Regions from separate parts of the Homo sapiens genome. Here region 1 is linked to region 2. The links are chromatin contacts, found by Hi-C or POLR2A ChIA-PET in ENCODE. All regions are on one chromosome and are shown on one strand. The core of a region is the stretch at or near the end of the contact, and the rest is flanking DNA. Distances in the headings are between cores, read along the strand shown. Region 1 holds the start of ROMO1 (reactive oxygen species modulator 1). Region 2 holds the start of UQCC1 (ubiquinol-cytochrome c reductase complex assembly factor 1).

Region 1 (3,578 bases), core at 855-3,354, 290 kb before region 2:
GTGCTGGGATTACAGGCATAAGCCACCGCGCCCAGCCTAACAATACAAAATTTAGCTAGGCATGGTGGCACGTGCCTGTTATCACAGCTACTCGGGAGGCTGAGGCAGGAGAAACGCTTGAACACAGGAGGCAGAAGTTGCGGTAAGCCGAGATCGTGCCACTGCACTCCAACCTGGGCGACCAAGGAAACAACCAACCTCAGGATGAACATTGCTTTGGAAATAATGCAATGTGTGACCTTGAGGAAATTTCGGCTTATAAATCCATTTTTTGAAGTAGTTTTTCTCCTTTAAAATGGTGACCGTAGTAACAAGCACAGAGTTGTACTGAGTAATTAGTTGAATAGTATCTATGGAAAATACTAGACACTCCCAAGTTTTCCAATTTTGGATTAAGAGAGGCAGGCCTTGTGAAAGAGATACTAACCCTAGTCATTACGTTAGTCCATCTCTTTAGTGCAGAAGATCCTTGGCAAAGCTGGATAATAGGCTGAGAGAAGAATATTCCTTTAAGAGAGGGACACTGACTACTCAAAGACTTTCTTTTATTAGTACATGGGCTGGGATTGATGGGAAGGGACAGATGTAGTTGGCAACCATGGTTAGCATCGGATGCCCATCCCAATGGCCATGAATGTGCCAAAGGTGCCGCCACTCTGCATCATGGTTTTCCCAATGCCGCCCATCAGCTCTCGACCCCGCATTCCGATCCTGAGGAGGAAACCAAGATGGAGCTATTTGGTAACAAAAATATCAGAAAGAGTATTAACTGCTCCTTTCCAATTTTTTGCTAACACTAGTCTAGCAACCCCTACATCTGATTTTCCACTTACTGGATATTATATCTTACTACCTGGGGTGGGTAATGAGAAGGAAAAAGATCCATCTGGGTCTCCAGGGTATTTTTCTGGTGGATGTCGTATTAACTGCCTTCAGTTTGTGGGAGGCAGCAGATGCAGTGTAAAATACATAGAGAAACCAGCTTTTTTGACTGGTGTTGCCTGCAGTTTAAGACCCAATAAAGACATCTGTCTTTTAGTTTCTTGGTGTTAATGATTTTGGAGTAAGGTGGGGGTTCAAGAGTCAGCTCTACAATTTACACATAGTGTCAAGTGTAAAATGGGCATCTCAACATTATTTACAGGATTTTGAAAACTACAGTATTTAGCACAGTGCTTAACATAGAGTAAGTGCTCTGTAAATGATAATTTACAATCTAGGGATATGGCAATAACAGCCTCTAAATGTGAAAATGACCTTTAGAGTGTAAAGTTTAACTGCTTTATCTCTGTATCCTGTATCCAGAATAGTAAAACCGCTGAACGAGTTTCTTTCCTTATGCGCAATTGGAAAAAAAAATAAAAGCAACAGTAGTAACTAGTTACTGAGCACTTAATATGTGCCAGATGCTGTGCAAAGTGTGCTGATCGAATTTTTACAACTCTATAAGTTAGATGCTACTGTCTTCATTCTACACTTAAGGAAACCCAGTCTCCAACTTGCCTAAAGTCACCGAACCAGTAAGAAAAGGGCCAGAAAGCATTTTGACTCTAAAGCTCAAATTCTTAAGCACTGACGCTTCCAACCTGACTTTACAGATTGAAGGTGGTTTGGAATGAGTCTGGCTCGCGAGGGGACAGAGAGGGAAGTCGAAAGAAGGAGGCTGTGTTCAGGCTCCAGGCCGAATGGGGCAGGGCCGGAAGGTCTGGTTGTCCTGCCCAGAGATCACCGCCCGCGCCCCTCACCTGAGACAGGAAAAGGTGCCGAAGAGCGCCCCGGCCGCCATGCCCACGGCGCAACCCATCACGAAGCCCATTTTGACACGGTCGAAGCAGCTTGGCTGGGACTGTCCGTAGGGACCCACGGCCACCGGCATCTGCGGGGGATAGGAAAGTGTGGGCCCAGGCGCTGGCCCAAGAGTCGGGCGGGGACGGAAGCGGTAGGCTGGGAAGTGGGCCCAAGGGCTCAGGGGAAGTAAGGGAAGGAAAATCAGTGGGTAGCCCGACTCCACCACCCTCTTCGCGTTCCGGCCCCGCGTCGCCCGGCGCCTACCTCACCTCGCTCGCGGGCTGGGTCGCTCAGCTCTACGTCTCTCACGGAAAACGACGGGGAGGGCGCTCGCGGCCCGATGAATCGCTTCCGGAGCGCCGGGCAGCACTTCCGGGAGCCTGGGGCCCAGGACTGCAGCGGCTTCGGAAGGTGGGCTCTGCCAGCGGGACCATGCTGCTCCGAGCCGCTTGGAGGCGGGCGGCAGTGGCGGTGACAGCGGCTCCAGGGCCGAAGCCCGCGGCGCCCACTCGGGGGCTGCGCCTGCGCGGTACGCTCGGGTCCCGCTCTCCGGGAGGCGCGGACCTGTCCCCTCCGCGCGGCGACGCAACTGAATATTCCGGAGCCTTCCTGTCCACCCTGCTGCCCAGACCCTCTGACCCTTCTCTCAAATGACACATCCCTCAAACTTTCTTAGGCGGGTCCCCGAACGGTTGACCCCGGCGCACCACCCCTCGCACCCTGCGCGACAGGCCCCCAGAGCCGTGGAGGCGCGTCCTTCAGACCGCTCCTGGCCAAGTTACAGATGCTGCTCCGGGCTCCCGTGCAGACCGTTACCTTCGGTCAGAAGGGACTGCACCTACTCTGGCTCCACGTTCCTTCTAAACGTCTTTGCCCTTTAGAGCCTTCCTTCCTACGATACCATTTGAATATCAACTCAACACCCCCTCCAGGAACCCTCTCTCCCTCTCCCTTACCTCCTTTTACAGCGTGTCAGGTATCTGGTGTTGTTTTCTTTCCATTGAGATTCGACCCTAGCATCCCTTACACTTATCTCACCTCCAGCCAGATTTTTCCTTCTGCCCTTTGGATGCCATGCGTTCATAGTTGCCTTCGGTCTTACTTGGCTACTCCGTTCCATTTTTTATCAGTTGGAGACCGTGCTCCTCAGTCTGCGGTTCCCGCAGATACAGCCGCTGCCCCGGAGGTGGGGCCAGTGCTGCGACCTCTCTATATGGATGTGCAAGCTACAACTCCTCTGGTAAGGATGAAGCTTTTCCCAAGGCTGCTTATAGGAAGTAAATGATGGGCGTGATCACGCAAAGAAATGGCTGAATCCCTGGAGAAGTGAGAGCCGTGAAGGTGTGCTGGAAAAAGCACTGAGCGAGGAGTCGGGAGGCTTAAATTCGAGGCCACTGGCATTGGCTTTACTACTCACTAGCAATTGACCTTGGTCAGATCACTTCAGCGCAGGCTCTATAGTATTAGTTAAAAGCATGGGCTCTGGAATGAGCAGAACGGCCACTTAGTAACTGTGTGAACTTGGACAAGTATTAAACGGGTTAAAAGACTAATGCAAGTTTTCACCAATGTGTGACCAGGGGTGTTTGCCTAGGCCCTGTCCTGTCCCAGCCCCTTATAGATCACATTACCTGGCAGGAATGGAAACACCAGCAGAAACAGATGTCGGAACAAGGCAGTGTTTGTAGACTACCTGAGGGGAGGCAGAACAATCCGAGTTGGGATGGGTTGTGAGTGGGAGTGTATTAGGTTGATATTTGGTGGGTAGTTTTGTGGGAACAAAAGAATGT
Region 2 (3,488 bases), core at 173-2,672:
CCAGTCTAAGAACTCCATGAAGCCAGTATGTCTTGTGTTCAGCACATAGGGAAGACTCAATAGGTCTTTGTTGACTGAATGAAATGAAAGAAGTCCTTCAACATCCTGCCCCTCTGCTCCCTCAACCCCCAAAGCACCAGTACTTTGTCTTCTCTTCTCTTGGGATGTAATGGAAGAGGAGTCTTCTACCAAGGCCGTTCTCTGCCACTTTCCTCAAGAAGCTCCTTGCCTCTTTGATTGATTCTCCTGTATACTCTTTTTTTTTTTTTTTTTTTGAGACGGAGTCTCGCTTTGTCACCCAGGCTGGAGTTCAGTGCCCCAGTCTCAGCTCACTGCAACCTCTGCCTCCCGGGTTCAAGCGATTCCCTGCCTCAGCCTCCCAAGTAGCTGGGATTACAGGCACACGCCACCATGCCCGGCTAATTTTTTTCGTATTTTCAGTAGAGACGGGGTTTCACCATATTGGTCAGGCTGGTCTTGAACTCCTGACCTCAGGCAATCCACCTGCCTCGGCCTCCCAAAGTGTTGGGATTACAGGCATGAGCCACCGGGCACGGCCCTGTATACTCTTCACTAATCTTTTCCTATCAATATGCAAAGATGTTTCCCTTAAACAACCAACCAACCACAAATCCCAAAAGTTTCTTCCTCTACCAGGCTTCAGATCGGCACATGACCGCCTTCTTGCCTTGACTTTCAGGAGTCTGGTATCCCCCGTATTCTTTTATCTTAGCCTCCTTCTCTGGCTTTTTTTTTTTTTTTTTTTTTTTTTTTTTTGAGACAGAGTCCAGTCCTGCTCTGTCGCCCAGGCTGGAGTGCAGTGGCGCGATCTCGGCTCACTGCAACCTCTGCCTTCAGAGTAGCTGGGATTACAGGCACACACCAACATGCCCGGCTACTTTCTTTGTATTTTTAGTTAGGGACGGGGTTTTGCCATGTTGGCCAGGCTAGTCTCGAACTCCTGATCTCAGGTGATCCGCCCGCCTCGGCCTCCCAAAGTGCTGGGATTACAGGCGTGAGCCACCGCGCCCGGTCTTCTGGCTCTTTCTAAAGATTGGGATTTCCTAAAGTCCTGTTCTTTTCAACCTCCATTGAAAAGTGTTGGGGTGGAGTTTGGGAAGGAGGGGCTGAGGAGTGAGGCTGGGTTAGGTGGGGAATAAAGAGAGGGATATGAGAAGCCCCGAGGTCTGGGGTCAAGGAGACAGGCGTGGGGGAAGGATTTGAACCACTGTTACGTGTAGTGGGGGAGACAGCAGGGAGAGCGTGCCCGGGCACGACAGCCTGGTGCACAGCCGAGAAAACAACAGCGCGTGCGCGTAGCGACCTCTTTGCGCCTGCGCCCCCCTTGCCAGTCTTTCGCCGGCAAAAGGAGGACGTAGAAAAGGGGACACCGGAAACTCACTCTTCACCCGGAAATGGTTATTGAGGAACATGGCGTTGCTGGTGCGAGTCCTTGTGAGTGAAGGAGTAATTTTCTACGGTAGCTCTCTGGGTCCCGGGTTGGAGTTCGACAAGGCAGGGCGGGAGGAATTGGAAGGAATCGCAGGAGGGAAGCCTGTGTTATAGCTAGGCTGAGTGGCCGCTTTTCCGTGGGGAAACTGAGGCAGCTTCCGACCTCTTCCTACCCCGTTTTGACCTTAGCTCCCCCATCTTTCGAGAAGGGGAAGACTGACATCTGGCCTTTATTTGATGGGGTTTACTTTTCCTTCCCTCCCCCATGTACCTGCTTCCCCTCAGGGAGAGGAGCATGTAGGACACTGATTGGAGTTTCAGGAGGCCTGGGTTCTAGTCCCTGACTGTCACTGATGCATAGTGACTTTAAGCAAGTCACTTTTGGGCCTCATTGACCCTATGTGAAAAACGAGGACATTTATCTCCTGCAGTCCCTTTAGATTCTGAGATTCTCAGGGTTTCTTTCATAGGTAATAAGTCAGTTCTTAACTGTACAGTTAAGTGGAATATAGATTATTAGATTGAAAGCTGCGTGAGAATTGGAGTCATGTCTGTCTCCGTCGTTTTCACTTTGCCTAGCATGGTGTCTGGCACATCATAGGTGTTAAATGATTACTTGTTGAATAAATGAATGAAGTAAGGAAAGACTACCAGACTCTTTAGCACCCGTGTGTGAAACTACTGCACCTCTTGAGATTTAGTCCTGACCCTTCTAGCATACTCTTTTCTCTAGCAATTAAAGGAGAAAAGAAAGTGGCAGCAGAAAAAACGTTAGGATACAGAGCTTAGTTTTTAATCATGGAGGGATGGGAGAGTGTATAGTTTTAGCGAGTCTTCAAAAACTGGGTCAAAGACACTGTTTTTCATAGTAGACATGGTCTATTCCTGTGTCTAGGTAACTTCTGAATTGTTATTTTACATTTGTGTTTTTGATCTTTTTATATATGTCTTACAAGGACGACAGTTTTACTTCTTGTATTCCTTGCCAGCCTAGCAGAGTGAGGTACCCTCGACTGCTGTTCAGTAAATATTTATTTGTAGAGTAGCCCCTGTAACTGCCAGAAAGATTCACCTGGTGAAGTGATTGTTTGATTTCAGGCCAGAAATTGATTCAGAAATGAGGACTGCTGGGGAAATGGCAATTAGAATGTTCTGAATTTAGTGGTTTTTTTTTTTTTTTTTTTTTTAATCCTTCCCCTGCCACCCTTTAGGGTTTTGTTTTTTTTTTTTTTTTTTTTGAGGCAGAGTCTTGCTCTGTCGCCGAAGCTGGAGTGCAGTGGTGCCATCTCGGGCTCACTGCAACTTCTGCTCCCGGGTTCAAGCAATTCTCCTGTGCCAGCCTCCCGAGTAGCTGGGATGACAGGCATGCACCACACCACACCTGACTAATTTTTGTATTTTTTTTTTTTTTGAGATGGAGTCTCGCTCTGTCACCCAGGGTGGAGTTCAGCGGTGTGATCTCGGCTCACTGCAACCTCTGCCTCCTGGGTTCAAGCAGTTCTCCTGCTTCAGCCTCCCAAGTAGCTGGGATTACAGGCGCCTGCCACCACACCTGGCTAACTTTTGTATTTTTAGTAGAGATGGAGTTTCACCATGTTGGCCAGACTGGTCTCGAACTCCTGACCTCATGATCCGCCTCCTGCGGCCTCCCAAAGTGCTGGGATAACAGGCATGAGCCACCGAGCCTGGCCTGACAACTATCATTTTATAGGGCACTTACTACGTGCTAAGCACTTTAAAATACTTACCTAATCCTTATAACATCCCTTTGGAAAGGAGGGCGTGTTATTTCCTCTATTTTACAGATAAGAAAACTGAACCACAGAGAGGTATTCCTGGCCAGGTGCCGTGGCTCACACCTGTAATCCCAGCACATTGGGAGGCTGAGGTAGGTGGATCACTTGAGGCCAGGAGTTCAAGACCAGCCTGGCCAACGTGGTGAAACCCTGTCTCTACTAAAAATACAAAAATTAGCCAGGCCTGGTGGTGGGCGCCTGTAATCCCAGCTACTCGTGAGGCTGAGACACGAGAATTGC

The links. Hi-C counts contacts between places; a loop is a spot of excess contacts on that map. ChIA-PET counts read pairs that join two places held with the same protein, here RNA polymerase II (POLR2A). Pooled maps may share reads with other maps.
Region 1: a loop to region 2 is called in a pooled map, with 16 times the contacts of the local background. The contact joins the promoter of ROMO1 here to the promoter of UQCC1 in region 2. A Hi-C loop is called at or near these places in 10 of 50 pooled maps. POLR2A ChIA-PET finds 5 or more read pairs at or near these places in 2 of 52 experiments (B cell and CD8-positive, alpha-beta memory T cell).

What each region holds. Positions count from the first base shown.
Region 1 is chr20:35,697,931-35,701,508 of GRCh38, reverse strand. ROMO1 (reactive oxygen species modulator 1) reads right to left here and starts at 2,104. Exons shown (of 3, transcript NM_080748.3): 1 at 2,053-2,104; 2 at 1,746-1,876; 3 at 529-711. The coding sequence starts at 1,876. The coding sequence ends at 603. NFS1 (NFS1 cysteine desulfurase) reads left to right here and starts at 2,157. Exons shown (of 13, transcript NM_021100.5): 1 at 2,157-2,317; 2 at 2,919-3,028. The coding sequence starts at 2,221. RBM39 (RNA binding motif protein 39) reads left to right here. Exons shown (of 17, transcript NM_184234.3): 17 at 1-162. RefSeq lists enhancers at 1,480-1,699, 1,271-1,930, 1,931-2,590 and a silencer at 2,190-2,379.
Region 2 is chr20:35,409,907-35,413,394 of GRCh38, reverse strand. It overlaps UQCC1 (ubiquinol-cytochrome c reductase complex assembly factor 1), which reads left to right and starts at 1,422. Exons shown (of 10, transcript NM_018244.5): 1 at 1,422-1,455. The coding sequence starts at 1,432. RefSeq lists enhancers at 1,187-1,236, 444-1,266, 1,367-1,516, 1,577-1,676, 1,267-2,090.